Linked DNA regions of Homo sapiens: regions 2, 3 and 4 are each linked to region 1. The links are chromatin loops, found by intact Hi-C in ENCODE. Cell type or tissue: endothelial cell of umbilical vein. All regions are shown on one strand.

Region 1 (8,000 bases):
GGGAACAAGCATGATTTGGGTGAGTGGCCTTTTCAATCACGGAGTCCCAATTCTCTAGGACTTTGGCTATCTCACGGCAGAGTAGCTTATAAATTTTTGCCAATGCAGTAATTTTAACAGTCATTTTCAAAGCAGGCTTCAAAGCACTGGTGGGATACAAGAATTCTCCTGATGAGTGCAAACTGCTTTCCAAAGAGGTAAATTCCCTCTGCTCCTCTGAGTGAATGCCACACAGTCCTCCAACTGTCGCTTTTATGGAGAGTTCATTGCTTCTTACTAGTAACCTATTAAGAGAATCAGTAAGGATGGGTGAATTTGGAATTTGTGAACCAAAAGCACTGTGTGACCTGAATACTTTAATTCAGGCTTCTACTCCAAATTCTGTCATCCGTGCAGCAAGCGGCAACCAACAAAATTTCTGCTGTGCATCCATACCTGTAGATGTCTGGAAGTCCCACACTTAGAAGGAAGCAAAGTTTGTTCTCTCACTCATCAGTGGCTACTGCTGTGCTATCCACATAGCTGATTGCAGATAATCTGCTCTCCCTTGCAATGTTTAGGTTTCTACATTTACCACATCAGTATTAGGGTCTTCTAATTTTCTAATTAGATTGAAAGATATGCATCCATTGTGGTTCAAATAGGAATCACCAATACTCTTCATGCAAAAGCAAATGTTACACAATACCACTCCCTCCCAAAAGAGCCCTGCTCACACAGCAACATTTTGTTATTATACACAAGTCTCATGGTTTTTCCATAAGAATGTGTAAAAGGGTAGACTAGATGAACATTGAGTCTTTTGCTCCACTTAAGTGGGTGAAAGTAAAAAATATTTGAGGATTATTTTTCTTCTCAAGGAAAAATTTTTAGATGTAATTTTTTATTTTTTGAATAGCTTACATATTCTTACGATTCAAAAGTCAAAATAATATCAAAAGGAATCATTGAGAAGTTTTTCTCCACTGCTACCCTAGTCTATCAGGATCCTCGCCTCCATCCCCTGGAGGTCACCACTTTATTAGTTTCCCGTATATCCTTCCAGTGTTTCTTTATGCAAATAGAGATGTATTTCACTAATGCATAGAGCTCCCCTGCCCCCACATTAGCAGGTAAAGCTGAAAAAGGTAGATAAAAGCATAAGTGACCTCAGAAGACTGAAATTGCATCTGAAGTCTATCTCCCTATGATCCTCAGCAGCACAGGTATTTTTTTTTCTACACCTGATTCTTGGGAAAATGATGGAATAAAAAGAGTCTTTTTCCATCTCCCTAGCTCTGCTTTTATACTCTTCTGCCCCCTCCCATGTCAACACCCCATAAAGATCTCTGACAAAGTTTCGCTTTCTGTTCTACAATCCACCCCTACCTCCAATAAACACACCTGTTAAGGGTCCCATCACATCAGTGCCTGTGGGGATGGGCAAATGGATTCTAATGTATATGGTATTCAAGGAGGAGGTGGCTGGCTCATTCAAATCAAGGTGTCTTCCCACTGTAAATAGTCCTTCAAAATGGATCTCATGGGGAAACTTCATACTGGAGGATATCCCAAACATGCAATGTTCAACATATGTATGGAGTGCTTATGTGCCAGGTGCTATGGCCAAGTGCCAGGTGGAAGGGTGAATGGGACACAGATCCCACACTCGCAGACCTCACAGCCTCATGCGGAGAGTTACAACACGTTGTAATAAGAGTCATGAGGAAGCACAGAAGAAGGGCCCCTAACCGGGGTGGAGAGCTTGGAGAAGGCTTTGCAGGGGATGCCTCATTAAAGCTGAGGCCAGAGAGGTCAGCAGGATTCAGCCAGTCCGTGAGTGGGGCTCTGAGGCAGATTATGCACAAAGACCTTGGGTTGAGCAAGCTGTGGCTCATTCCTTTTCTCTTACAACTTTCTCTTCGACTGGCAGAGGACCTTCTGGAGATAATTCAGGTAATCAACAGAGTGACTTTAATAAAGGGATAACAGCAGCAGGAGTTGGAGCTTCTTGGGAGTGGGTGGAGGTGTGGAATCCCTCATATCACAACACATGGATGTGGGCCTCGCTCTGTGTATGGTCAGGTTGGGGGTGCTACCAGGCAAGACTCAGAAAATTAGAGGCCTTCTCTCCTCAGCCCCCCACATTTATTCTAGATACCATGCATGGCTTGGAAACCTCGGGAAAGCTCATGGCAATGGGAACTTCAGGGGGAAGGCCTTGAAATGTTAGTGAGTCAGGAAGTAAATCAATCAGATTCCCAATAGAAAACAGATGGCACGCTCAACATAGGATGACCTGGGGAGGGAATAGTTACAAAAGTGCAGGTGGGTAGGGGCACAACAAATAGTGCAGTTGCTAGGCACTTACCGTCCTTACATCTAAAGGAGGGAGGTAAGGGACAGTAAGCAGAGCGCGACAGGAGACAGCGTCTCATTAGGCTCCTGAGTCTCGAGAGGAGCAGTGATCTGCAACAAGGTGACCTTGCAGGGAGGGAGGCAGAGGAACAATTTCACTGACTTTACTCTCATTCCTTCTGCCAGGCCTTCCAAGTAGCCAAACCCAGTCATACAAGAGGGCACAGGGCCTGCTGATGAGGCTGCAGGCACAGAGCAGCACAGGGCATGGATCTGGAGGGCACGGGAGGCAAAAATACAGAAGGCAGCCCACCAAGTCCTCACTGTAACTCAGGGTGGTGGGAGACCAGACAAGCTTTCTTTTCTTCTTTATGCTTTTCTTCATTTTTCTAATCTTCTCAATCTTCTAATCTTCTCACACATATAACTCCTAGAATTGGAGAAAATATTGTTTATAAATTAAAAAGGAAAACAAACAAACAACAACAATAACATCAACAAAGAATATGCATCAAGGAGGTACCCCAGGGCAGTACAAAAGCCTTCATTAACAAGAGTGGGAAAAGGAGGCCTCAAAAAATTTTGTTCCACTCTGAATAACCAGCCAACCTTTTTCCACAGGACACTGACAACAACAAAGGCAAATGCAACTGGCAATCTCAACTAAGTTCTTGGGAAGAAGAATCATTGGGGCATAAGGAAAGTGGTGCCCAAGCCCCTCTTGTTTCTCTGAAGTGAATCTTGTGGGGAAGGAGGTAATCAGAGGGAAAGACACTCAGCATTCCAGGGGCATCTGTTCAAGTCCCAGCTCAGCCACTTCATCAAGGTGAAACCTCAAGCACATCACTTGCAGACTCTTGAAATCACTGTGAGGGTCCATGGTCCTGTAAACAATTAGACACTCTACAAGTCTTCCTTGTGAGTGTCAGAAGGGAGTGCACAAAAGATCAAAACCACCACAAAAGGCACTGAAAAACACCGCAACAGGCCTCCTCTGTTGCAGCCCGTAGCACCTGGAAAGCCTGTAGCACCGCCACTCCTTGAAGCAAAAGAAAACAGTCTTGGGTTAAACTGAGCAAAACACACATGGAGGGCCAGAGGCAGGTGTGATCAATTTCTCTATTTCCCATTTGATGGCTTCCGTCTCTAGAGTTCTCCTTTTTTTCTGCCTTTTCCATGCCTCAGCTCCCTGAGTTCCCTGTGCGTGGGACATGGCCAGGAATCTCTCATGGGGGTCTCTTCTTACTTAGAGGGTGGAGGTACACTCTCAGGTTTAGGAATTCCAGTGATTTTGAAGGTGCGTTTACTTAGTGAGTTGTAGCTGGGTCTAGGGAGGCTAGAATTCCAGGGCTAGAAGTGACCTTCACACATTCAAGCATCCATTTATCCCACATGTTTGGGCATCCACTATGTTCTAGGTATTGTGTTAAGAACAAGCGACACCGAAGGAAGTAAAAGCAGACATCATAGAGAACATAGAGTCTGTCAGGAGACAGGCATTAACCAAATAATCATGCAATAGGGGACTAGTTGAATAAATTGTAGTAGGTCTACATATTGAAGTAAGGTTAAATAGAAACTCTGTGATTTGAAATTTGAATTGGAAATAGAGTATGAAATTACAATATTTCCCTCTAAAACATATTTATTTGTAGTGCTATCCACTGAAAAAGTCTGATGATGACAAGCACCCCTAGTGCCCAGATTGTGGTCTCTAAATACCATTTCTCAATATAAGAGGCAGAGCTCCTTGGAGAGATGACTGACTCCAAGGGTGAGTAGGAAATGTACAAGATGAGCCTGGTACATCTTGTGCCAGAAAAAAAAAAAAAAAACTATAAAAAACTATGAAGACTATGTAAAAGATACCCAGAGGTCAACCTGAAAGGTTTCCATTCCAGAAGACTGGAAATTCTTAGCAACAACAACAAAAAAAAATAGAACAGTAGATTAAAACAGCAATATAAAAATCCATGAGCTCGAAATAATACTTTAAAAAAAGAAAAGAAAGGAGAAGATCATGGTTCTCCACTAGAGGTTGCTAGGGCTTCAGCTCATTACTTCAAAAATTGGTAAATAGAAAAAAACATTTATTTTAACTTTCTAGTCTGTATAACTGTATTTCTGGATAATTGAATTGTTTCTGGAGAAATTTCTTTGTAGAAAAATTTCCACTATTAAATGCAGGAGGAATTATATAATTCCATCTGTGACTTTAGTGGAATAATTAATTTAGGAAACAATCATTAGTGGATGCTGAAAACCTTAGGGGAAATGTTGATGGGGAATTTCATAACAGAGCAGTGAGGCTGACACCATCTAAACCCACTGATCTATCACTATTAGTGAGATAACCATGCTTTATGTGTCTACCCAGGTGAGGCAACATGAAATATATAACACTAACGATGACACATTCTTGCCTTTGAAAAATTAATCCTGAATTTTAAAAAACCTCTAGATCTCTTACCAGTGTACAGGAAATATAGGGTACCGAAGAACAAATTAAGCAACACTGCAAAAAAGCAATCAGCCCAATCTAGATTGTGGGACATTCTACAAGATAAATGACCAAGTTTCATCAACAAATCAATAACATGAAAAAGAAACAAAAAGGAATGAGAACTGTTTTGGTTTTTAATAAAAATTGTGTACATTTAAAGTGTGCAATGTGATGTTTTGATATATATATATAATAAAATGATTACTACAGTCAAGCTAATTAACATATCCATCACTCTACATAGTTGTGTGTGTGTGTGTAGAACACTCAATGTTCTACTCTCTTAGCAATATACAATACAGTATTATTAACTACAGCTACCCTGCTGTACATCCTACTTTCATCTCCCCATTTCCTTTGCTGCACTCCCTATCCGTGGTGTTAAAAGGTAAACTTAGGTGCATTAAAATTTTAAAGAGTTTATTTGAGCAGACAGAAATTCATTAATCAGGCAGCTCCAGACCACAGGTGGTTTGGGGACTCCCCTGCAGGGGCACAAAAGGAAGACGTTTATAGGATGAGCACGAAAGTAAGGCAAAGAAAATACTTGATTGGTTAAAGTGGAGCAGTAGCCTTATTTCAGTGGAAAATCCCTAATTAGAGATTTGTTGGCAGTTTCTGTTTGGTTAAGATTAGGTAAGACCCAAGGCCTTACCTCCTTAGCCTAATGACCTCCCAACTAACTATTTTAACTATTTTAACACTGGTAACCACCATTCTTCTTTGGTTCTATGAATTTGACTTTTTAAATTCCACAATAAAGTGAGATCATGCAATATTTTTGTGTGTGTCTGGCTTATTTCACTTAAGATAACATCCTCTGGGTTTATCCATGTTGGGACAAATGGCAGGATTTTCTTCTTTTATGGCTGAATAGTATTCCATTGTGTATATTTACCACATTTTCTTAATGCATTCATCTGTTAACAAACACTTAAGTTGATCCCATATCTTGGTTATTATGAATAATACTTTCATGAACATGGAAGTCCAGATATGTCTTCAACATGCTAAATTTATTTCCTTTGGATATGTACACTGAAGTGAGATTGCTAAATCATATGGTAGTTCCATTTTTAATTTTTTGAGAAAACTCCCACTGTTTCTTCATAATGAGTGTATCAATTTTTATTCCCACTAACAGTGTCCAAGGTCCCCTTTTCTCTACATCCTCACCAGCACTTATCTTTTGTCTTTTTGATAATAATCATCCTAACAGGTGTGAGACGATCTCTCACTGTGGTTTTAATTTGCATTTCCCTGATGATGTGTGATGTTGGGCACATTTCATGTACCTGCTAACCACTTGTGTGTCCTTTTTTTTTTTTTTTTTGAGACGGAGTCTCGCTGTCGCCCAGGCTGGAGTGCAGTGGCGCAATCTCGGCTCACTGCAGGCTCCGCCCCCTGGGGTTCACGCCATTCTCCTGCCTCAGCCTCCCGAGTAGCTGGGACTACAGGCGCCCGCCACCTCGCCCGGCTAATTTTTTGTATTTTTAGTAGAGACGGGGTTTCACCGTGTTAGCCAGGATGGTCTCGATCTCCTGACCTCGTGATCCGCCCGCCTCAGCCTCCCAAAGTGCTGGGATTACAGGCGTGAGCCACCGCGCCCGGCCTTGTGTGTCCTTTTTGGGAAAATGTCTATTCAGGTCCTTTGCCCATTTTTTAATCAGGTTGTTTTTGTTTGCTATAGAGTTGTATGAGTCCCTTATATATTTTGGATATTAATCCCTGATGAGATATATGTTTCACAAATATTTTCTCTGAATCCCACAGGTTGTCTTTTCATTTTGTTGATTGTTTCCTTTGCTGTGCAGAAGCTTTTCAGTTTGATGTAGTCAGAATTGGGAACTATTAGAGAAAAGAGACTTAAACATACGACAATTGAATGAAATGAATGAGCCTTGTTTGGATTCTGACTTTAAAAAAAATCCTAAAGAGATATCTTTGAGAGAACTAATCTAATATTAAGGAATAATTGTTAACTTTGTTAGGGTGGATAATGGCATGGTGGTTACATTTCTAAAAAGTCCTTATAAATCTCAGATACGCATAAGGGATGGAATGGCAGGATGTTTGGGATTCAAAGGCAAGGAGTAATGGGAGGCAGTATTATCACTGTTGAGTGGGGTGATGAGTGTCTGAGGTTTCATTATACTCTTCTGTCTATATCATGTACATCTGAAAGTTTTCATAAAAAATTTCAAAATATCAACAAATATATGACTATAAATTGTGTGAGGTGCTGAATCAGACACCTCTGTTGTGTGACTTCAGCATCTGTCAGGCTTACCTATGCTTGCATCCATAGCTGGGGTGGATAGTTCCATGAAGGTTTTGATCATCCTCATTCCAGAGTGAGTCACATGTCGCTGATTTGTGGCATTGGATGCTAACTAGGGACTGCCCAGGACCTTGCCACCACCACATATGCTTCTACACAGCAAAGGACACAATCGACACAATGAAAAGGCAAGCTATGGATTCAGAGAAAATATTTGCAAACCATATATACTGTATGTTTGATAAGGGGTTAATACCCAAAATATATAAGGAACTCATGCAACTCAATAACAACAAAACACAAATAATCTGATTTTAAAATGTGCAAAAGACCTGAACAGACATTTTTCCAAAAAGGACATACAAATGGTCAGCAGGTATATGAAAAGGTGCACTGCCATGAGGAGCTCACAGTGTAGGGAAGTTAATGCCCAATGGGATAGTAAGCACAAGTGTCTTGTTTTAAAGGTGTATAAACTAAGACTCCTTCATCAACTGGTTGATGAAAGAGCTGGACTAGGGCTTCTGCCTTGATGCCTTCTGCAGAACTCAGCAGAGGGCTTTGCTCAAAGTGGGCCCCCAATGAGGATGTTTTGCATGATTAAGTAAATGCCTGAGCAAAAGCAGAGAGACCATAAAAACACAACACAATTAACAATGGAGAGTTCTAAAAATAGGTCTAATGAATAGACATTTCTCAAAAGAAGATATATGAATAGCCAACACACATGGAAAAAAATGCTTAACATCACTAATCATCAAGGAAATGTAAATTGAAACCACAAATCGATACTACCTCACTCCTACAGGAATGGCTATAATTAGAAAGTCAAAAAACAATAGATATTGGCATTAATGTGGTAAAAAGGGAATACTTTTA
Region 2 (8,000 bases), 980 kb after region 1:
ACCGCAACATGATTGTTTATAAAGAAAATTTTAAATAATCTATCAGTCAATTACCATAACTAATAAATGTAGTAAGGTCACAGGATACATGGTAAACATTTAAAAACCAATTATAGGCCGGGCGCAGTGGCTCACGACTGTAATCCCAGCACTTTGGGAGGCCGAGGCGGGTGGATCACGAGGTCAGGAGATCGAGACCACAGTGAAACCCCATCTCTACTAAAAATACAAAAAATTAGCCGGGCGCGGTGGCGGGCGCCTGTAGTCCCAGCTACTCGGGAGGCTGAGGCAGGAGAATGGCATGAACCTGGGAGGCGGAGCTTGCAGTGAGCCGAGATCACGCCACTGCACTCCAGCCTGGGTGACAGAGCGAAACTCCATCTCAAAAATAAAGATGAAAATAATAAAATAATAAAATAAAAAATAAAAGAACACCAATTATAGTTCTATATGCTAGTTGAAAAATAGAAATTTTAAAAGCCATACAACAATAGCTTTCCAGCCTCCCCAGCAATGGGCATGGACCACAGCTCTGATCAATGGAATGTGAATAGAAGTGATTTGTACCCCTCTCAGCATGGCTCAGAAAATCCTCTCAGATGCAATCCTCAATTTCTGCTTCCTGATCATTATAGGAAACCCTGGTTTGAAGATGGCACAGCCACGAGATAGAAGTGCTCTGGGGACCCAGGTGCACCTATCAGGAGTGACTGGGTTGTTTGTTTTAAAAAGAAACAGGGTCGGCCGGGCACGGTGGCTCACACTGTAATCCCAGCACTTTGGGAGGCCGAGGAAGGAGGATCATCTGAAGTCGGGAGTTAGAGACCAGCCTGACCAACATAGAGAAACCCCGTCTCTACTAAAAGTGCAGGATTGGCCAGGCATGGTGGCGCATGCTTGAGGTCCCAGCTACTCGGGAGGCTGAGGCAGGACAATCACTTGAACCCAGGAGGCAGAGGTTGCAGTGAGCCGAGATCATGCCATTGCACTCCAGCCTGGGCAACAAGACCAAAACTCCGTCTCAAAAAGAAAGAAAAAGAAAAGAAAGAAAAAAACAGAGTCTCGCTCTGTTGCCCAGGCTGAAGTGGCACAATCACGGCTCACTGCAGCCTCAACTTCCTGGGCTCTAGTGATACTCCTGCCTCAGCCTCCCAAGTAGCTGGGACTACCAGTGTGCACCACCATGCCCAGCTTTTTTTTTCAATTTTTTTGTAGAGATAGGATTTCATTATGTTGCCCAGACTGGTCTCCAACTCTGGGGTCAAGCAATCCCCTCTGCCTCAGCCTCCCAAAGCACTGGGATTACATGTATGAGCTATTGCATCCAGCCAGAAATGACTGATACTCCTATTAGTAAACTCATCGTGTTTGATCCATTAGCTAACATTACCTTAATTGACACAATGACCATCACTAGTGGATCAGATAAGGGAAATTCGGATGAATACTAGAACACCATCCTGCAGTTAAATGCCATGAATAGGATGCATTCATAGTTGTACACACATCTTAAGCACTGAGTGGAAAGAAAGAATGAGATCAATAAGGTGAAACTTGGAATTGATTGAAGGGCCATAACAGAAAATAACGTAGAACTATTTATGTAAATTGGAATACATTCCACTGTACATTGAAGAAATCATACATATCCAAAGACATATTATTAAATGCATTAGAATAGCTGGGGTGGAATGGGAAGGAATTTTAGGGACAAGGGGGGAACATGTAGCCCAAATGATACTTAATCCAGCAACTGAAAGGAGACAACAGGTTGAAAGATGAGGAGTCTGAAAGTAGGTGCTGTAAGTGTGACTAGCATAGAGAGACAATGGCAAAGATTCTAGACATTGTTTAATGGGAAGTCCAACGGCAGTTTGCTTCACAGAAATAGCAAATAAAAGTGTATTTAAGGAAAGCACTTTGATACTTATTTTAGCACTAGCAAAATTGGATGGCATATATTTTCTGATAGATGCAAAAATATCATAAGTCATAATAGTGTTTATGTATTTCAAAGGAAAGATTGTTAGAAACAGCAATCTGATAATGCAGGTGCTCTTAATGGGAGCCTCAAAACAGAACATACAAATTAGTAAGAATCGAGACTATTTTCCATATAACTAAGAAATCTTTGCTATGGATCTGTTAAAGAAATTGCAAAGATCCCTGAACATACATCATATGCAAGGATTCATACCTGGCCCTTAATTCTCTTATGAAACAAACAGCTTAGGACTGTAGGACATTTTCATCAAGCACATTTGAGAAGGAAGAGGATCCCACTGCTTAATAATTCTAAGTTTTAGATTCCTATGTAAGAGAAGAGGCACAGTTCCAGTTTAGCCATTTAGTAAGTGAATTATATATGATTTTAGATGAAGGTCTTTAGACAAGAGACTCGTCTCAGTGTCTAACTGCTGGAAAGGGTGCAATAAAAATACATTTACAGCCCTACAGAATAGCAGCAGCCATTAAAGTTGTACTACTGATTAAAGAAAAACTCCTAATTGAATAAGATTACTTACTTTGGTCTCATTGTAGTACTAAAATATGGCTTCAAAAAGGCCAGCTCCTAGTGATACAAAATATATCTTTTGACTGCCTACATTTGGCAAAGAGTTATACATTTGAGAAGGTGTCTGAAAGTATTGATAACATCAGAGAATACCCAAGCAGGATTTCATTTACCAGGACAAAGTAGATGATGGGGGAAATGTAAAGGATCATAATGTTCTTGAGTCATTAATGACCTCAGCAGCAAAATGTTTCAACACGTGTTTGTGGACTTTGCACTACTGTATGTCTCAAGATTTCAAGGCATTAGAATCAGGACCATAAGGAGAACTCTGTAAAGACTTTAAGATGAAAGGCCTTATCACTGCAGAACTGTTACGACATGCTGAGAATGCAGTCATCATGCCAGTTGCAGACGCTCTGCAGATGGAAATGCAGAATTACTCCAGGGGACAGAGGCAGGTAGGATGCATTATTTAAGAGATGCACTATTTAGCCAAATATGAAACATTCGGTTTAAAGTGTTCTGGGGAAAGGTGGGGATGCGTGGGAGGGATAGATTAGGAGAGTTTCCTACCTCATTCCTACAACTCTTCTTTCAAACTCAGGCAAAAAAAAATTTTAACACCCCAGAACAAAACAGGTGCATTCCTTGGAGGTTAGCATCCTGGTAGGAAATAGCCTTTGACACACCGCCATCTAGTGACGGCAGAGGAGAACTCAAAGCTCTTTCCCCGCCCCCGCTTCAAACTCACTGGAGAGGAAGAAGGAGTCGCTTATGCAGCCTGGAACTTCTTTTGCATTCTACACCCTCTCTGAAGAGCAGAACGCCCACCGGACTTTAATAATGGCAGTGCATTCTGCTTTCATTTGATTGAATTCTGATACCTTTCATCATCGTGGATGAGGATAATACCATCTATCCCTAAGGTTATTGTGAAGATAAAAGTGACTCACACTGGCAGCACTAACCACCATGCCTGGTGTAGAGCAAGCACTCAGATCTACACCAACCAGTGTTAGAACCAATGACATTCCTACATTTAAAAACTCACTCGCCACTCCTTAGAGTTAAGCCAGTCCATCTAGGCCTGTCAGGCTGCCCGACCTCAGTGACCCACAAAGGTAGGTGGCCAAAGGCAGGGGCAGGGGCAGTGGCATTTCTACTGGACAAGGGCAAATAGTCTGTTAAGTAGAAGACTTCCATTCTTTCCTTTATTTTTAGGACCATTATTCTTTCCATGACCTCCCATCAGAATTGCTTTTTTAACAATTTTTTTGGTTTCACATAACACCTTTGGGAATCTGGTAAAACATATGAGCTCCCTAGAAAAGTGCGCATGAGCTGGGTGCAGTGGCTCATGCCAGTAATCCCAGCACTTTGGGAGGCCGAGGGGGGCAGATCGCTTGAGCCCAGTAGTTCAAGACCAGCCTAGGCAATGTGGTGAAACCCTGTCTCTACAAAAAAAATACAAAAATTAGACAGGCCTGGTGATGCGTGCCTGTAGTCTTGGGAAGATGGGTGGATCACATGAGCCCAAGAGGTTGAGGCTGCAGTGAGTCATAATCACACCACTGCACTCCAGCCTGGGCAATAGAGTGAGACCCCGTCTCAAACAAGTGTGCTCATGAAATCTTACATTTGATCTTGGGTGCTCATTAACCCCTAAAGATTATTCCTATGAACAAAAGATTAATACTGCCTCATATTGACACTGCAGGTCATCTGGAAACAGGGGCATAGGGATTTTCCCTCCAGCTCCTTTTTCAGCCCCTTCCTTCCAGCACTGGGGGAAGTGACATGTGAACACATGTCATATACATGTCAACATGCCTCCTCATATACATGTTTTCATCTTTGCCCTAGGGGAGATGGGCTTGCCACTACTTTCGTTCAAAGTAATTCAGCATGTCAAGAACAGACACAAAGAAAAGCATTTCATGCCACAAAGAGCAATTTCCAAAGATCAGAGAAGGGAAATCCAAATACAGGCCTCCCACCTCCCCCGCCACCAGCCCACCTGCTGCCCATACCCTCGTGCCTGCCGCACCCCTTCCCCCCTTACCCCCCACCCCCCCATCCCACACCCACCACCATATGAAAGTCCCGGATTCCTAGTAAGGAAAACCAGTGTCCTTGAATTTTAATAAAGTGAGTTCACATCTCACTTTATTAAAGTGACCAACTGGCCAGCTTGGTCAAAACCATTTGTTCATCTTGCTGCATGCACAGCTGATCACAATTTGCAGAGAAGAGGGCATTGCTCATTGAGGAAAGGCTGATAGAAGCCTTTCAGGTAGTTCAAGCTTGACTGTCTCCCTTCTCCAAACGGGAGAAGGTACATCAGGGCTGCCCCTGGGCAGATATAGCTACAAGCAGAAGATGACAGGCATGTAAAATACATTGACAACAGAAGACTACAGACATCTGACAGGCAACTCAGGATTTTAAACAACCACTACCACCACCACAACACAGTTGCCCAGGGTGGCCAGCAGATTTGGTTACCCTTATCTTCATAAAAAGTCACACTTTCTACTAAAGAAGTGCCTAAGTTAGGGGGTGACCTAAGCTATTGCTCACTGGAAACCACAAGGCTTTCCTTACTCCATCACCAGTCAATCTTGAACCATGGAAGCTGTTTGTTGGATTGCAGTATTCCTTCGGCAGTCTTTGACATTGTACATGGCTCACTGTGATTTTAAGGATGTCATTTAACATAGCTTTTTTATATAGTTCAATAACTTCAAAGAGACATTATCTGTTCTGGATGAGGGATATGCATAGTCAAGCATGCATACTTCCAAGGTCAAGTATATCACATACCCAGCTAGACAGTGGATGAAGCAGGAAGAAGAAAGCTGGCTTTAATAGAAGTATGTTGATTTTCCTTTTTCCTCCAAGAGGGGATTAAATTTTATTTTATAATTTTGGTCTCAATTTCTCTAAATTGAGTTCAAGCCAAACAGTGCCTCTGTGGATGACCATGTGACCCTAAGCCTGGTCACCTCTAATTAGCTAGTCTCCACCTTTCCCTTTGGTCTCCTAGACAAAGCCGTCTTTCATATCTTTTTTCCTGCTTGCTTTATACTTTTCTGTTTCCTTCATTTGATCTTCCACCTCACCGATTTATTCTGCTTTGTCTACTACTGTTTATCCTATATATACATATATATATTCTTCATTTGTATTCTTCTCATACTTGGTCTTTTGATTTCTTGTTTCATGCTGCCAACACCATTCCTCATTTCAAGTTTCTTGATCATCCCTGTAAGTCCTTGTTGCATCTGGTCCAATCCTTGTTTCAGAGGGTCTACTGTTCAGTTTGCGGCACTCTTCAAGTGTCTAGTTACTGAGCCTGTGAGCTATTCCTTGGGGCTCTGAGCTCCTCTGCCTGGTAATAGGACCTGAGAATGGCTGCAATCAGGCTCTCCTCTGTCTCAGTCCTGGTGAGCCTAAGGGGTGGGCAGGAGTTGAACCACAGGCTCCAGAGAACTGCCTTCCATCTCTCCACCAGGAAATTCCTATCTTTCAACTCTAGGATGCAGCCTTGGGATGAGCTACCGTAATGCCCTTATCCCTGGGGCTTAGGGGTGGAAGGGTAGACCCAGAACTGCCTGTGGGTAACTGGGCAGCCCCCTCCTTATTTCCTCAACTCCTCACAGCAGTAGGGCTTTTTTTTCCTATTTTGCTGCTACCTTGATGTTACCTGGCCCTCACTGGGAGCTGGGTTTTTCTTCTCCATTCTAACATGGAAGGAGCAGGCAGTGACTGTCTTAGGGCAATATGGTGGAGAGGCATGAACAGAACCAAAGAGCTTTATTCTCATAACCTCCCTCAGACACCCTACACTTGCAGCTGGGGTTGCCTCTCACCAGAGGCTTCAATTGTTTAAGTTCCCAGATGACACTCCTCCTTCTTTCTTGTCTACAGTTGATTTTTCATGAGAGGCCAATAGCTCACATTGTTCATCTGGACTTGACAGGAATCACCTAGCTTATTCATAAGCCAAGCAGTATTCCCACATTTGCTACTACTTAACTCCTATAGACTTTGCTCCAGGTGGATAAACATATCTGTTGAATGAAAGGCCTCCTCAAGAATTTAGAAGAAACAGTTCTGTTGTTTCCTAGATTAAAAGTCATTTTCACTGTCTTTAGAATAATGAGACCCGTGCTATCTCACTGTGGCCCTGGGGTTGTTTTCCTAGGATTGCAGAATTGAGGAACCAAGAAAGACGACCAGATACAAGGATGCTTATTCTAATCCATTTCTTAGTCTCGTCATATAGTGGAAGGCAAGGGCCATGGTGGTCAACAGTATACACAAAATATCCACACATGTTTTATTTGCTGAAGAGGTGATTCATATTTGTAAGAGCATTGAAAAGATCCAAAACCCCCAAAGATGAAACAATCTGATGGTATGAAATGAAATAAAATTTCAGTCATTGACAGATGCCTAAATACTTTTTTTTTTTTTTTTTTTTGGAGACGGAGTTTCACTCGTCACCCAGGCTGGAGTACAGTGGCATGAACTTGGCTCACTGCAACCTCCGCCTCCCAGGTTCAAGTAATTCTCTTGGTCAACCTCCCGAGTAGCTGGGATTACAGGTGCCCATCACCACGCCAGGCTAATTTTTGTATTTTTAGTAGAGACGGAGTTTCACCATGTTGGCCAGGCTGGTCTCAAACTCCTGACCTCAGGTGACCCACCCACCTCGGCCTCCCAAAATGCTGGGATTACAGGCGTTAGCCACCATGCCCGGCCTACCTTTTAAGTTCTCAAAATGTAGTCTCATGTTCTATAAATTCCGATAATATCTAAGGGAGTCATAGGCAAACTGCTGATAAAGTGACTAGATTGCTGACTAGCCATGAAATATAGCAGCCTGCCCACTGGATGGGAGAAAGGAACATGACTTTGTATTCTCTGGCATTGGCTGCCAGATCTCACTGAGGGCATCCTCCAGGACACAGTAACTGCTGGTATGTGAGCACTTCCACTCAGCAAGTGTCTTTATCCTGGAGGTTTCCTGTGGAACCAAAGAAGTGGTGTGGGTGCTACTGGCAGAAGAGAGGAATAAGGGGGAAAGAGAACAAAGGAAGAGGTGAATATGCAACCTACTTCTGGGGTATGCTTGGTTACAAATCCATCTTTCATCAGGCTTTCAGCATCTTAGGGGTGAGATGGTCTTGATTTCATAGCTCCAGGCTTTCCCACAAAATATGTGTTCAGTAAATGAGCTAACCAGTGCATAACGAATTGAGCTAACCAGTGTATCAGTAACTTACCAGTTCTCTACTCCACAGATGGGCAATTCCAGTTTTGCCAAGCCTCAAAGTTCACTCAACTTAGTCTTGACCTAAATGGAATATACAGGCCCTGCAACTCTATTTCAAGATTGACATAACCACAGCTAAGAACTTTAAGTCCACCCTTTGGTGGACAGATCTCCAATAAACTCAACCTTAAAACCAGAGAC
Region 3 (8,000 bases), 320 kb after region 1:
TTGCATAATTCTGTCTGTGAGCATTCCTGAAGCCAGGGATGTATCATAGTAATGCCTAGCATATTTTAGCACATAATAAATATGTATTCAATGTAAGCATTTGATTTGACTAATTATTCCCACAACATTAGGAGAACACAGAGCAATGTTTTATCCAGATAACAGCTAAAGAGCCCATGGAAAGACTAGTAAATTCCAAGATTATCACAGGAATAAAGGAAACAAGAGGAGGAAGAAAAAAAACCCAGTTCCATAATTCTATTCAAAAGCACCCTAATCCAAAAATAAAAAACCAACCCAACTCATGCTCAACAATGGGAAATGGTGACCAGATTAGTAACTTAGTTTGTTGTGGGCTCCTTTGTAGGCTAAGTTTTAAACTGAATTCTCAGAACTTAATCAAACCTTTCAATTAGGTGAAGAGACTTCTATGACAACAGATTGTTTTTCAGAAACAATGACAATAATAGCTAACAAAACTAAACACTTAATCTTGCCAGGCACTGTACTAAACATACTGCATGCATTTATTCATTTAATCCTCCTAAGTTTGTAGAAGTAGGTACTCATTTGAAGACACAGAGCTAGTCAGTGGTGTAGCCAGGATTTGAACCCAGAACCTATGTTCTCAACCACTATACCATACTGCCCAATATAGTTTGCCTTTTCTTATAAATGATATAATTTTAATATTTTACTTAAGGGTTTTCTTAGTATACTTCTCAAAGGTACATTATCAAAGTCCTTATAATTATAAATTAATTCTTAAGTAATTGGCACTAACTATATGTACACTGAATAAAAAAACTATATATGACTCATTCATTAATTAATAAACGTTTAACAAGCAGTTACTTAATCACTTGAAAACAAAGAGTTAAAGTAACTCTACTGAGTTACTTTATGAAGCTTCTCAGTTACTGAGGCTTCATCATATGCTGTCCTTGCTCATGCTCTCAGGAAGCTCGATCTGGTAATGGAGCCACGTGATTGTCATACAGTTTTAGTAAATGATAACAGTGACTTTCACAAAGGGTCCTAGGTTATCCAAGGATGGAATGGAAGCCAGGGGAAGTGAAGGGGAAGGAGACTAACAAACATCTGGCATTCGACTAACGCATTTCTTCTGTAAGCCATGGACACCCATGTGAGGGCCACAGCGGAAGAGAAATATGATCAGAGTTTCATTTAGGAATAACCACTCCAGCAGTAGAGAGCATGGGCCAAAGGAGGAAAAGCAGGAAAGCCAGAAGGCTTTCCTTCTGTAAAAAAGATCTGCTGTAAAAGTTTAGGTGAGAGCTCCTGAACTGTATGCTTTAAATAAGGGAATTGTATGGTGTGTGAGTTATGCTCACCACAGCTGTTTTAAAAAGTATGTCTAGATGAGAAATGGTAAGAACATGAACTCAGTGACAAGGGAGAGAGCCGAAACAAATATTCAGAAGTCAGAATCAGCAAGTCTTGATGAGGGATGAATGAGAGGGAGGGAGGGCTAGGCTGAGGCGTGGAAGTAAGATCAGCAGAGAGAAGAAAACAGCCATGCCACAGATAGAAGGTACGTAAGAGAGGGAGATAAACATGTAAGCAGCAAACTGTAACACAGACGGAACCAATGCAATGCTATGATGGAGAGCCTGGCCCATGACAACAAATCTAGAGCTGACAGAGTCATATGAACTAATTGCTGAAAGAGGAACTCATTAACAACAGTGGTGCTATAAACTGTTATCAATTTTCCACTTCCTCCTCTGCATCAAACATGGTGCCTGACACTTCTTGTGTACACTACCAATGTCTCCATTTTATATCCAAGGAAACTGAGACTCAAAGATTAAAAGGAAATGCTGGGATTCTAATTCAGTTACCACCAGACTTTGACACCCCAAGCTACCTCTATGCTGTGACACTACCTGCTTAACCAAATAATCATGAAAATGATAATAAAGATAACGAAAGTTTCATTCTGATACTAAGCTGGTTAGAACTGCAGCTCACATCCCCTGTGCCTTGACCAAGTACTCAGCCCTGTGTTTGGCATTTCACATATACAACCTCATCTATGCCTCGCCTTGTGAGAGTGGTAACAAGACCTGCAAATTAGTAAGCACCTGCTCAATACCAGACACATAATCAGAGTTATACATGTGTTATTTCTACTCTTTAGAACACTCATGCAAGGGAGGCTGCACTGGCCTCACTCTGAAGTCAAGGGAATGGGCTCACAAGACAAGGTGATACCCTAAGAGGCAGTATAGGGATAGAATCCACATTTGTATAGTTTCAAATATCTATAAATCTCTCTCTCTTCTCTCCCTCTGTTTCTCTCTCTCCTTCCCTCCCTCTCTCTTAGTTGAGAGAGAGGAAGAACACATGTGTGACAAAATGTTCAAAATCAGTGAATCCTGATAAAGAATATATAGGAATTATCTGTATAATGCTTGCAACTTTCAAATCTGAAACTAGGAAAATAAAGCCTGTGAGTCAGGGCACAAAAGAACCTGGAAAGGCTCAGTTCATTCTCAGAGGATACTTCTGGTATTACAGATAAGACTCAATTCTGCTTCTTTTCTTTTCTTTTTTATTTTTTTGAGACGGAGTCTCGCTCTGTCACCCAGGCTGGAGTGCAGTGGCCGGATCTCAGCTCACTGCAAGCTCTGCCTCCCGAATTCACGACATTCTCCTGCTTCAGCCTCCCAGTAGCTGGGACTACAGGCGCCCGCCACAGCGCCCGCTAATTTTTTTGTATTTTTAGTAGAGACGGGGTTTCACCGTGTTAGCCAGGATGGTCTTGATCTCCTGACCTGTGATCTGCCCGCTTCGGCCTCCCAAAGTGCTAGGATTACAGGCGTGAGCTACTGCGCCCGGCCTCAATTCTGCTTCTAAGCAGCTGCTGGCAGATGGAGAGGGGGTGCCACATGAAAACTTATTTTTTAAAAGAAACTGTAATTAAATGATATTTTTTAAACCACGAATTAAACATGCATGGTACAGGCAGGCTTGGTGGTCACCAGGCCCTAAACATTAGAAATGCAGTGTAATTTCTGGGATGAGTAGTTAACTCGTCTTCACCTTAGAAAAAGAACCAAATTTAGTAGGTAAATTGTCAGTAATTCAACATGTCTGATAGGTACATCTTGCCAAGTTTAGAATTAAAACTGTCAATTAATTTAGAATTAAAACTGTCATTACTAAAATGAAGTATTATCTAAGATTTAATATTTGGAAGATATCAGGCCATTTCTATTTTTTAGAAATTGGAGACATACATAATTCTGCAGGTAAAGTAGTAATCTTTTGCTAAAAATTACATCAAAAAAGCAAACTAAGTTTGCCTCAAAAAGAAGGATGATAATTACTTAAGGGAAATTATTTGAATATTGATTTAATCTTGAGAGCTGAACTTTATGACACCGCCAGTATTTATTTTTAACCCACAAAAAATGGCATTTTCACATGTTTTCATCTATTACATTGGTAGGCTATTCTCTGGTTCAGTCTACAAAAATTTCTTTATTTTGCAAATGAAAGTAGTGTTCAAGTGTCATCAATTTTTAAAGGCAACACTAGATGGCAGTAAATACACAAAAGTTGTGACAAATGACACAGTTCTCATAATACAGCAGTGATCATTTTTGCCTTTACTCAGTTTCATCTGTACTAAATCAAGCTTTAAAAAAAAATGAAGAATCAGGGCTGGGTATGGTGGTTCACACCTGTAATCCCAGCACTTTGGGAGGCTGAGGCAGGCAGATCACTTGAGGTCAGGAGTTCGAGATCAGCCTGGCCAAAATGGTGAAACCCCGTCTCTACTAAAAATACAAATATTAGCCAAGCGTGGTGGTGTGCACCTGTAATCCCAGCTACTCAGGAGGCTGAGCCATGAGAATTGCTTGAACCCAGGAGGCAGAGGATGCAGTGAGCCAAGATTGTGCCACTGCACTCCAGCCTGGGTGACAGAGCAAGACTCTGTCTGAAATAAAAAAAAAAAAAAAAAAAAAGAATCAGAAACCTGCGTAAAAAATAAAGTGACCTGGCTTTGGAAATGTGATCCAGAAAAGCAATAGAAACTATCAATTCATCCAATTTTAAATTTTGAGAACATTAACACTCAACATCAACTTTATAAAATTGTTACATTTTCTAAGTCGTGTTTGTTCTGTTAACAAATTCTAATCATGTAAATGTATCTAGATATTTATTTGGTTAATTAATTTGGAAAAAAAGCATCTTAAATTGCTTTTTCCATCAAGACGTTAAAAATTTATGAGAATTTTTATATATTTATAGACTATGGCATTTTTTGAGTTAGTAAAATTTCTGCTCTTATAGGGGCCATGAATAAACATATGAAAGTATAGCATGCTGTTAATTTAATATGCTACTAGCAAAACTTTTTTAAATCAATAAGAACATTATGTAGACTCCAGTAAAAAATTCTATTTTAACGTTAATTTTAAGATTTAATTTCCTTATTTGAAAAGATTTTCAGATAAAAGAGAAAAATCTTATAAACAGAAACATGTTAATTGACCCAATGATGGTTTTTTTTTGTTTGTTTGTTTGTTTTTTTTTTAGACAGAGTCTCTCTCTGTCGCCCAGGCTGGAGCGCAGTGGCGCAATCTCGGCTTACCATAACCTCTGCCTCAAGCGATTCCCCTGCCTCAGTCTCCCGAGTAGCTGGGATTACAGGCACGCACCACCATGCCCGGCTAATTTTTGTATTTTTAGTACAGACGGGGTTTCATCATGTTGACCAGGCTGGTCTCGAACTCCTGACCTCAGGTGATCTGCCCACCTCGGCCTCCTAAAGTGCTGAGATTACAGGCATGAGCCACCGTGCCCGACCCCACTGATAGTTTTGATGAACATTCTGTAACATTCTTTTTTTCCAGCTTTATAGAGGTATAACTGACAAATAAAAATTGAAATATATTTAAGTTATACAACATATTTTGAAATATGTATATCCTATGAAATGATTAGCAAAATTAATCTAATTATCATATCTATCACCTCACATAGTTACCTTGTAAAATTCAGAATTAGAATTTTAACATGATTTTACAAACTGAATGGTAGCAAACCAAAAATTTGTATTTTCTATTCTATTTGTAAATGTTACACTTTTTGGATTCATTACAAGACCAGATGGCATTCAGCTGAGGTCTCAGCAACACTAGAATAGCATTGGTAAATTTCTAATTTTTTGGCTATTTTAAACAGCTTGAGCTTGGTTTTGTCCTGACACACAAAATTTTCTATTGAGAAACCAAAGCTAGGGCCCTCTCAAATGTATGAAAGTCAATAAGGTATAAACAAAACAAATATTCAAATACACACTGTGACAGAAAGAGAGGACCCATCTGTGCCAATATAATCCAACTTCTGATCGATAGTTAACATTTTAAAATATCATAAAATAAATAGCCATAGCTTACTGCAAGCACATTGACATAAATACACACTGAAACAGCCAAAACAATCTTGAGAAAGAAGAACAAAGTTAGTAGTCTCACACCTCCTGATTTCAAAACATACTACAAAGCTATGGAAATCAAGAGTATGGTACTGGCATAAAAACAGAAACACTGACCAATGGAATAAAGAGCCCAGAAATAAACTGTATACACAGTCAAATGATTTTGCAAACTTTGCATATACAGTCAAATGATTTTCAACAAGGGTGCCAAGACCACGCATTAGAGAAAAGACAATCTTTTCAACAAATGGTGCTGGGAAAACTGGACATCCACATGCAAAAGAAATACAAGTTATAAAAACAACCAAATGAAAATTATAGAACTGAAAAATGCAGTAATAGAAATTAAAAAAAAAAACACACCTCAGTATATGGGCTCAATAGTAGTGTGGACATATAGAAGATGTTGAAACAGTGAACTTGAAAATACATCAACAGAATTCACCTAATGTGAATAACAGAAAACAGGCTGACAAAAATTGAACAGGGCCTTAGGGACCTGTGGGAAAATACAAAAGACCCAAGATTCATATGAAAATCCCAGGAGAAGAGAGAGAGTGGGGCTGAAAGAGTACTTGAAGAAATAACGGCTATAAAGTTCCTTAATTTGGTTAAAGACACAAACCCACAGATCTAAGAAGCTGAGCATGCCCCAAATGGAATAAACTCCCAAAAAGCTACACTAAGGCCCATTATGATTAAACTTTCAAAAATTAAAGATACAGGGAAAAAAATCTTAAAAGCAGCCAGAGAAAAAAGGATCCATTAACTACAGGCGAACACCAATTGGAATGATATATTTCTCTTCTGAGACCATTGAGACTAGAAGGAAATACCAAAATGTTTTTCATATGCTGAAAGAAAAAGACTATCATCCATGAATTCTATGTCCAGCAAAACTATACTTAAGAATGAAAGAGAAAAAAAGTTTTCAGATGAAGAAAAAATTAAGAGAATTTGTTGCTAGCAGACTGACCCTTTAAAAATTGGCTAACAAAAGTTATTACAACAGAAAGGAAAATGCATTTGTTTCTCAGGGTTGCCAGAACAAAGTTATCACAAACTATTATAGATGGCTTAAAACAGCAGGACTGTATTTTCTCATAGTCTGGAGGCTAGAAGTCCAAAATCAAGATGTTGGCAGGGCTATGATCCCCCTGAAACCTGCAGGGAGCCTTCTTTGATGCTTCCTGGCTTCTTCCTAGCCTTCCTTGATGCTTCTTACTTTGCCAGTTTAGACAATGACAATTAAAACAGCTGTTTTTATACAATGTGAAGAGACAATAAATAAATAAATAAGAGGAGGCATAATGGTTAGAACCTAGAGGGTAACAGCCAAGTATCCCTAGAATGTGCAGATTAAGTGAATCGAGTGAGGATTAGACTAGCAAAACCATCCTGTTTAACACGAGACTAGCCACCTGCAGAACAGTATTTATAGGCCAGTAAGTCTCCCGAATTAAGTAAGAAGAACCAGGCCCTCAATATGTGATTAAGGTATCACTAAATACAAAAGAAAGCAGTAGGCTAATCAATGGTAATATATTGAGCCAGCCAGGAATCTAGAGAAAGTGAGGGCAAAAATCAAGATGTAGACTGTAATGAGCTCATCCAGCATTGCTCAGAAGCTAGCGATGGACACCAAGAGCTGGCTCATGAGAGAGCTCTGCTCTGTGTGGAGGTAGGGATGGTTTTCAGGTTTTCTGCGTATTTCAGGATATTACACCACTCCTGCTCTTGTTCTAAATTTACCAAGAAATCTTCTAATAACCAATCCACCTTCACTTTAACATCCACTGTTACGGTATTGGTAAAGTATCTTTTTATTGTAAATTAACCACCTGGCTTTCTGGTCAATCCCTTGTAAGTTTCATGAGTTTTAAGTTTCAGTCAGTCCCAAAAGCCTTTAATTAACTCTGAGTATACTGGCAAAGACAAATTTTTAGATCTGTGAAGTGAAGTGCCATATTCTAAATCAAGAAAGCACACTACAAGCCTAGCCAGCTGGTCTCTCCCTGTCAAAGGTAACTCTGTCTTGTTTTCTCACTTCCACAGGTCATAAATCAGCCTTGCAAATAGCTCTCCAAAATTCTATTCAACTTACAAAATTCAAAATAGACTACTTGTATCTGTCAGGGCCATTTTCTTTTCCCTCCCACTCACTGCTGTCTAAAATCATTCTCCAAAATGCATATTCCACATATAGCATCTATCATGAACACAGATTCCTACCAAATACAATAAGAGCCAAAAAGAGCAAAGCAGAATATATTTCTTTAGCCAACACTGGAAATGTGCAAGTTCATGATTTCCTTTCCTCTGGTCAGCCCTGAGTCCTAAGGCCTTAAGTATATGAAACACCATTCAGGATCCTCCTAAGTTCTGCTTTTATAGAGTTCCATAACTGTTTTGTTTTTAAAATATCTAAAAATGAAAGGTGGTTACAATATTCTTGACAACTATAATTACAAGCAACAAAAAAAATTCCTACAAATTATTCCATTTACATTTGGTTAGTGCT
Region 4 (8,000 bases), 120 kb after region 1:
TGAACCCAGGAGTTAGAGGTTGCAGTGAGCCAAGGTTGCACCACTGCACTCCAGCTTGGCAATGGAGTGGGACTCCATTTCCAAAATATATATATATATATATATATATATATATATATATATATATATATATATATATATGTTACATGGTATTTTAGTTGTTGTCATCAGAAGCATCATTCATTTTTTTCTGAAACAGAAGTGGGCTTGTATACTTTATTCTGTATGTCATTGCTGATCCTTGAATTTAATTCTGGTATGTCACTAAGCCAGCAGTTAATTCAAGAACAGATGTTGATACCTATAGTTAATTCTGGATGATAGGGAGCTCTTATTTGTGCATTTGGCTTATCAGCGTACCTGGAGGTTGTGATTTTTTATTTTATGACTGCAGTGGCACTAAATTTTTATTATTCCCATCTGCCCCACTGCCACCACTAGTGCACCTAATTTAATTGATGGTATAGGAAATCATTTTTGTTAATAAAATGATCCATCATTACTGATCCTTGCAAGCAGTTTGCTTTAACAATGGACTTACCTTCCTTTCCAGCCTAATCACACGGATGCTACAGAGAGATCCCAAGAGAAGGGCTTCTTTAGAAGAGATTGAAAATCATCCTTGGCTTCAGGGAGTGGACCCTTCACCAGCTACAAAGTATAACATTCCCCTTGTGTCATACAAAAATCTCTCGGAAGAGGAGCACAACAGCATCATTCAGCGCATGGTGCTTGGGGACATAGCGGATCGAGACGCCATTGTAGAGTACGTCAATGCCCGTCAGTACAGAGGGCCACAGGTTTAGGATTCTTGGAATGGGCTCTCTCTACTTAACACAGCCTTTGGACACCTGTGTAATAGATAAGAGTTCCCAGTTGGCAAGAGTTGTGTCATTTATCTCTAAAGTTCTTGGCCCAGGGCCTGACACAGGTTTTTTTTGGTGTTTTGGTTTTTATGCTAGTGAACAAGTAAGCCATTGCTGGGTGGTTTCAGTGAGTGCTGTGGCCTTTTCCCCATTCTATAGGGGTGGAATGAAACAGCTTGTTTTGTATCCCAGTATGTACCTTATCTGTGGCACTATTCTCATTCCTCTGTCTCCTGCCGGTCCCCACAGTGATAGGGAGAACAGTACCACCTGCCTAGAGTCCTCTAAGTCAGGAGTTGGTAAATGCTGCTGGCCACACATTTTTATAAGTGAAGTTTTATTGGGCCACAGCCATGCCCATTCATTTAAGTATTGTCAGTGGTTGCACTGTGCTATAATGGCAGAGTGGTTGTGGGAGAGACCACTTGGCCTACAAAGCCTGAAATATTTATTATCTGGCCCTTGAGAGCCCCTGCTGCAGCCACCTGGAGCCTGCAAGTTATACAAGTTGTTAATTACATCCTTTAAAACCAAAGCCAGTTGTTTTTTTGTTTTTGTTTTTTTTTTTTGAGATGGAGTCTCGCTCTGTCGCTCAGGCTGGAGTGCAGTGGCACAATCTTGGCTCACTGCAAGCTCCGCCTCCCGGGTTCACGCCATTCTCCTGCCTCAGCCTCCCAAGTAGCTGGGACTACAGGTGCCTGCAACCACGCCCGGCTAATTTTTTCTATTTTTTAGTAGAGACGGAGTTTCACTGTGTTAGCCAGGATGGTCTCGATCTCCTGACCTCGTGATCCGCCCGCCTTGGCCTCCCAAAGTGCTGGGATTACAGGTGTGAGCCACTGTGCCCAGCCCCAAAGCCAGATTTTAATAAACAGTTTGGAATCAAAGATAATACAGAGGAAAGAGGCATTTGCTTTTTTCTGATAATGATTAATTTCTATAAGAGGTCCTGACTGTAAAAACAAGGAATATTTCCACAAATTAAAGGTCAGAAGTTATTTAATTTGTTGAATGAAACAGTTGGGTATGTTCGAAAGAGAGTATGCTCTAGGAGGCAAAAAAGGGGCTCCCATCAGGAGGGCCCTTTCAGGATTTGATCCAGTTCCCTGACTTCGGGGAAGAGAAGCCTGTTGGCTGGACCTGCAGACCCCTGCTGTGTGTCTTCGTGCCACACACATGCCCACTGGGAGGCTCTGATCCCTGAGAAGGGCAGTGTCTGTATAAAGGACACTTTAGAGTGTTTTACATTACTGGAAAGAAAGGTTTATAAAAATAAACCCAGGTTCTTAATTTTGGTTTAAGCACAATTTTCTATAAGTTTCCAAATGTATTATGGTTCTTTACAGTATTGACTCACAGCTACTTAAATGACCTAAACATGTGGTGGAGACGGGACACTTGCTGTTTCTGCTACAGACACTGACTTTTGGAATGTGTAGAAAATGATTTTTCACTTTTGAGTGGGTAAAAGGCTGTTTGTATCTCTCTGAATTGGCCTTACGTTCTTAGCTTAAATAAATACATATATACATGTAGTAGTGTCATCTAGAACTACTTAATATAAATTCAATTATAAATCCAAAAGGTAGTGCAATTTAAATGGTTCAGGTGACTCCAGTTTGCCAGTTTGTTGGTTTCCCGATAGCTGGGTGAGCGTCTTGCTGTCCTCTCAGCTAGCCTCACTCCGTGCTTGCTGCTCACATCATGAGAAGCTGCTTGTTCTGAGGGTGACTCCTGAGTTCCAACACACACCTTTCTCTCACAATACATTTCCAAACCCAAGCCAACTCCTGTATTTAGTACTTGGCTGAAGAAACTAATAAGTCATTCTACCCTTGAATTTCACCTTGGATACTTCCTTTGTAATCTCATGCCTCAGCCTGCCCTGCCCCCATTAGTTGTGACCCCAGTGTACATTTTGAAAAATGGTGTCTCTTGCTTCTTTCCTAAGTGTTCATTGTGTGAGTATTTTCAGTAACTACAGAAAGTTTCTGAAAACGTAGTTACGTATTTCCTGGCCTTGTGGAATCCGCCAAAGCCAAAGCACACTCCTAGTATGTATGTCCTGTGACAGGTCAGCTACAAGAGAGTGGGCAGGGCTGTGGGCCTTGGTGGGCCTTGTGTCCCAGCACCGTGTCTAGCCAGACTAGGTACTCGGTGAACATTACTTTTTAAACGGATCAATGACTACATTGATTTTATTCAAAGCAATTGATGGTGACATGCTTTCAATTTCTTTAATAATTCTGTAGTGCCTAAATTGCCAGTAAATGCAGAGGGAGTATGAAAATAAAAACATTTGCTAAGTTTTCTGACTGATATTAGTACTTCAGTGCACATTCATGTAACACAGACTTCGTCTTCATGTACTTCTAGTGGAAGCAAGTAAACCACCTGAACAAATACAAACACTGTACACACAAATTCAAATTTTGAATAATGCGTGCACTTATCTTATGTGTCTAAAACTGACGTCTAACTCAGCTGCTGTTGGCATTTTGGATTTTTCTCTCATTTACGAAAAATCTTCATAAAAATATGAACATTTTTATGCAGTTGTTTTTAGAACTTTGAGTGACCTAAATAACTACTAGTTTGGTTTTTTTCTGGTTTGCATTTTTTGCATAATTTTAAAGATTCCAGCCATTGAATTTAACTTGCTTGTACTTTTAAAAATCAATTCTGCTTCTTGTAAAAAAACCTCCTGATATGGCTGACGTTTGCTCTCACCTTGTTTTCCTCAGAGCCCTGGAAACCAACAGGTATAACCATATCACAGCCACATACTTCCTGCTGGCTGAAAGGATCCTGAGAGAAAAGCAAGAGAAAGAAATACAGACCAGATCTGCAAGCCCGAGCAATATCAAGGCCCAGTTTAGGTGAGAAAAAAATCTTCACTGATTTTAGTAAGTTTAACGTTTTGAAATAGCGAACTTTTTTTTTTTTTTTTAATGCTTCCTAACTCTTTGGGGCAAGAGAGTACAAACAGTGATGACGGCCTCATTGGAGAGGCCACACACGGGCTCTTCAGGTGTACATGAGGGTCTGGGTTCCCTCGTCACCAGGGATGCCGTCCCCTTCTGGGCTCAGTGGGGACCGGGGCTGTGTCTGTTGGCATGGTCAGGAAAACATGTTTGGAGAAGCAGCCTCAAGCCAGAGTGTCTTGCTAGTTATTTTCATTAAATTCTTCCAAATCCAACATGTATTAATCTGTTATTTTCTTTAGTTTTTCATTCTAGGAACAAGGCTGAATTTTCCCTCAGTTATTTGAAGTAATTTTTAAAACTAAATAGAGTATTGCTATGCCACAGTGTTCTCTCAGGATTTCCGGGATTGGATAGTCAACATTAGCTAGTTGATTTCTTAGCTGCTTGACCTTGGGAGGTTGCTTAACCTCTCTATGACTTAGCTACCCGATCTGTAAAACAAAAGTAACAATGCTATTTACCTCATGGGGTTGTGGAGAGGAATGATGAATTAATATATGTAAAGCACTTAGAACCAGGGCTTTGTGTGTTTGCCATCACTGCTGGGAATATTTTACCACCATTGTCTTCAATAAAGTCATGAACGTGCTGCTCCCCAAGCCTTTTCTAACCCCCTCTCTCCTCCTCCTCCTCTCCCCCAGCCTTCCCACTTTGCTTTTCTGCCAGAGTAACTTTCCACTTAAAATCAAAGCATGGAAAGGGCTTACTTTTTTCATTATCATCATGAAATTTATTTCGAGTTTATGCACTCAGATAAAGTAACCCATGGAACTGTAGTTCGAAAACAGAAGAGTGCTGCTGATTCTGAGTAAATCTGTGTGTACCTCCAAGTATTTATGAATATATGTGTGTGAATATTATTGTGAATAATAATATTATGATTGTAAAAGATTAAGAAAGCCATTTCGATTTTAAGTTACTTGCAGTTGGCTCGCCATGTGAACTTTGTTGCTTGGGTGGAATGGCAGAGTAGGGGGAGGAAAACATTCCCAGCTTGCCAAACAGTAAAGATTTAGAAGTCTAGTTTAACTAGAACATGAATTTAGTAACTTTATTCATATCTTGGATGCATTCCTCTGTAATAAAAACTAGGCACACTGTCTAGTGTCTGCTTAGAAGAGGACTGAACCCAGGGAGTGAGGAAATTCTTGGGGATGAGATAAACCAGAGACTGATGCTCAGAGGTTACGGTCAACCTAGTCCTGACCTGAGCTCCCTGGCAAGAAAGAGTAACCCCAAGGCAGATCATCACTACTCGCCAGGTGCACCGAGACTGGAGCTACCACCAGGCTTCTGGAAGAGAATATTTAGATTTGAACTCTCTTCTATTCAGTGAAACATACCAGAACTCAGTCTAAAGCTGATTGTATATGTGAGACCAACATTAGCTATAAAGAAATAGTAGGCCAGGCACAGTGGTTCAACCCTTTGGGAGGCCAAGGTGGGAAGATCCTTTGAGCCCAGGAGTTCATGACTAGCCTGGGCAACATAGACCCTGTCTCTATAAAAATTAAAAATAAAAAAAATTTAAAAATACCAGAGCTTTCTGAACTGTTTTCCTTTTGCTGTCATGGAGACTCTGAAGTGGAGAAGCTATGAGCACCTTTTTTTCTATGGCACAGGGCCCACTGGCAGTGGCAGTGTCTCCTGACTTGCCTTCTCTTTGTTGTCACTGTAACGTTATCGACAAGACCCTGGACCTCCCTTGGTTCCATTGCTGGGTATGCCTTGTGGTCAGAATGACCTAGGAGGTAGAAACCTGGACTGAGTCAGGAGACTGTATTTAAAATGGCAACTAGCTGGGCAGGGATGGAGGAAGAAGGGTCAGGCCAGTGAGAACCACAGCCACAGAGAACAGATACATGCTCTGTGGCCAGTGGGTAGTCTGGAAGAATTTGTGACAGGCCAGTTGAGATGAGTGGTTAACAGGAGACTGATATCCAGTCTCCTAGCCGGGCTGGGTGTCTTCACAAGCAGTTCGGTAGGCAGAAAGAAACAGGGATTTGGCCTGCAGGTTCTGGAGTCCAGGGGCAGGGTCCTAGACCTGGAATTGAGGGAGAACACAGGGACTCCACTAGAGAATGAAGTCCCAGATGCCATCTCAAGAATGTAGGTATAAGATGTGGCTTAGCTGAAAGGAGTGGTGTTGGTACAGATAGGATCCTGCAGCAGTGAGGTGGTGTGGTATTGGGAGTTGTCAAATCAAGTAGCTTAAGGTTTCTTAAATTCTAGAACAGATTCTGTTTCAGATATAGTAGCACTAACTTTGTTAAAAATATGAATAATTGTAGGGCTGCCCCAGTACATTCGTATGGAAGAACATGAGGTCTGAGAGAAGGGCCTAGGCATTTAGAATTATTTCTAATTGAGAACTCTTAGGACTGACTGTGTCCGGGGCCTGTCTGCAGACTCCGGAGACTCTTCCTCCAGCCTGCCCTGTAGAGCCGAGGACAGCACTGTTGGAACTCTCTAGGGAGGAGCCAGATAGCAGGGTAGGCATCTCATAGACTGCACCCAGATAGTTCTGGAATGGAAAACCAAGAAGTTAACCCATAAGCAGGACGTGGCCACACAGTGTTAGTCATTGTTCGGTTATGACCACTTCAGAGAATACTGCTTCTTAGCTTCAAATTTAAATTTTTTTTTAATGACAGGTTTATTTTATTAAAGGGGAACCTGTGCAAAACAAAAGAAAACTTGCACATAGCAAGTCTAGTAGATATTCCACATACAGTGGCCACTGGTAAAATTTTGTTCCTGCTTTATTATTATAACTATATGACTATACCCCCCTGGGGAGAGAGGATAGTTGACAGTTCAGAGACGTTTATTCAGAATAGCAGCTAGAGAGCCTCATTTAAAAAATTCATCTTCTTTGGGTACCAAGCAGTATTCTTGTTACTTTGGCAACTCCAGCTCCAGGTTGGGAGATAAAATGAAAGTTTAAATAATGGTGAATTTTGTTATTCACTACTCTTGTATGGGCATTTAAAAATATACTTATTTAAGGCTGGCACGGTGGTGTGCGCCTATAGTCCCAGCTATTCGAGAGGCTGAAGTGGGAGGGTTGCTTGATATCCCAGGGGGTCAAGGCTGTAGTGAGCTGCATTCATGCCCTTGCACTCCAGCCTGAATAACAAAGAGTGAGACCCTGTCTCAAAAGCCAGATATTTATATTTAACTTAGTTTTTTTTAATTGGAGAAGAGATTTTTATATGTTTTTGTATGATGTATACGTGTTATAACTTTTTTAAAATTCAGATCCATTAAACTGTTTCCATTTCATTTTATAAACACCAAGTTCTTACCCCATGGTAAAATCAGGAGCCCTGGAAATTTCAGGTGAATTTTATTTGTAGTAATATACCTTTATGTGATCTAAGAACCAAAGAAACAAGACGTGGTGTTCAGGTTTTGCTTTGCCAATAACCTCCATGGGCTTCTAAAAAATGTTTAGTATAAAGCTTTTGTATAGAAAAGATGGAGTAGCTCTTTGCCCTATTTTCTTTTCTGACACCTGTGATGAAGTTTTCACTTGGCCAATAAGCCACAAACTGAACCATGTTTCAAAACCACATTTGCCCTTCTGGTGGCCTTGCTGATGTTTACAGGATGTTGAATGGGTTTGCAAGGCTGCTGCTTTTTTCTTTAAGTCTGTAGATTTTGTCCCAGTAAGTTCATTGTGATGTACTTTACTATCATCTGCATAATGATTATATGGCTTTTTTCCCCCCAATCTATCTGTTACATAGGCAGTCATGGCCAACCAAAATTGATGTACCCCAGGACCTTGAGGATGACCTCACGGCCACTCCTTTGTCCCACGCGACTGTCCCTCAGTCTCCTGCTCGGGCTGCTGACAGTGTCCTCAATGGCCACAGGAGCAAAGGCCTGTGTGACTCAGCTAAGAAAGATGACCTCCCTGAGTTGGCTGGACCAGCACTCTCTACGGTGCCACCCGCAAGCTTAAAACCCACAGCCAGTGGGCGGAAGTGTCTGTTCAGGGTGGAAGAAGATGAAGAGGAAGATGAGGAGGACAAGAAACCCATGTCCCTCTCAACACAAGTGGTTTTGCGCCGGAAGCCATCTGTAACCAACCGCCTGACATCCAGGAAGAGTGCGCCCGTCCTCAACCAGATCTTTGAGG

Evidence for each region. Hi-C counts contacts between places; a loop is a spot of excess contacts. Peaks named below come from ENCODE experiments on the same cell type or tissue, not always from the same donor. Only the 100,000 strongest peaks of a DNase experiment are listed, where the experiment ranks them.
Region 2: it touches region 1 in a loop (4-fold over the local background); 6 of 110 quality-filtered maps call a loop at or near these places.
Region 3: it touches region 1 in a loop (8-fold over the local background); 2 of 110 quality-filtered maps call a loop at or near these places.
Region 4: a loop joins it to region 1, with 3 times the contacts of the local background. A loop is called at or near these places in 2 of 110 quality-filtered maps.

Annotation. Positions count from the first base shown.
Region 1 is chr3:43,219,487-43,227,486 of GRCh38, forward strand. No RefSeq gene overlaps it. Among named protein-coding and RNA genes, the nearest start is that of SNRK, 63 kb to the right of the region's middle. In endothelial cell of umbilical vein, a CTCF peak has its summit at 4,368 (motif pointing right); a DNase peak (open chromatin) is centred at 4,375; H3K27ac peaks cover 295 bases.
Region 2 is chr3:44,195,615-44,203,614 of GRCh38, forward strand. No RefSeq gene overlaps it. Among named protein-coding and RNA genes, the nearest start is that of TOPAZ1, 42 kb to the right of the region's middle. RefSeq lists an enhancer at 3,297-3,346. In endothelial cell of umbilical vein, a CTCF peak has its summit at 3,224 (motif pointing left); a DNase peak (open chromatin) is centred at 3,207; H3K27me3 peaks cover 197 bases.
Region 3 is chr3:43,540,820-43,548,819 of GRCh38, forward strand. All of the region lies in intron 11 of ANO10 (anoctamin 10), which reads right to left. Among named protein-coding and RNA genes, the nearest start is that of ANO10, 77 kb to the right of the region's middle. In endothelial cell of umbilical vein, a CTCF peak has its summit at 3,572 (motif pointing right); a DNase peak (open chromatin) is centred at 3,572.
Region 4 is chr3:43,339,734-43,347,733 of GRCh38, forward strand. It overlaps SNRK (SNF related kinase), which reads left to right. Exons shown (of 7, transcript NM_017719.5): 5 at 554-766; 6 at 3,611-3,745; 7 at 7,606-8,000. SNRK-AS1 (SNRK antisense RNA 1) reads right to left here. Exons shown (of 3, transcript NR_046757.1): 3 at 7,186-8,000. Among named protein-coding and RNA genes, the nearest start is that of SNRK-AS1, 8.2 kb to the right of the region's middle. In endothelial cell of umbilical vein, no CTCF peak of the experiment used is centred here; a DNase peak (open chromatin) is centred at 4,238; H3K27ac peaks cover 626 bases.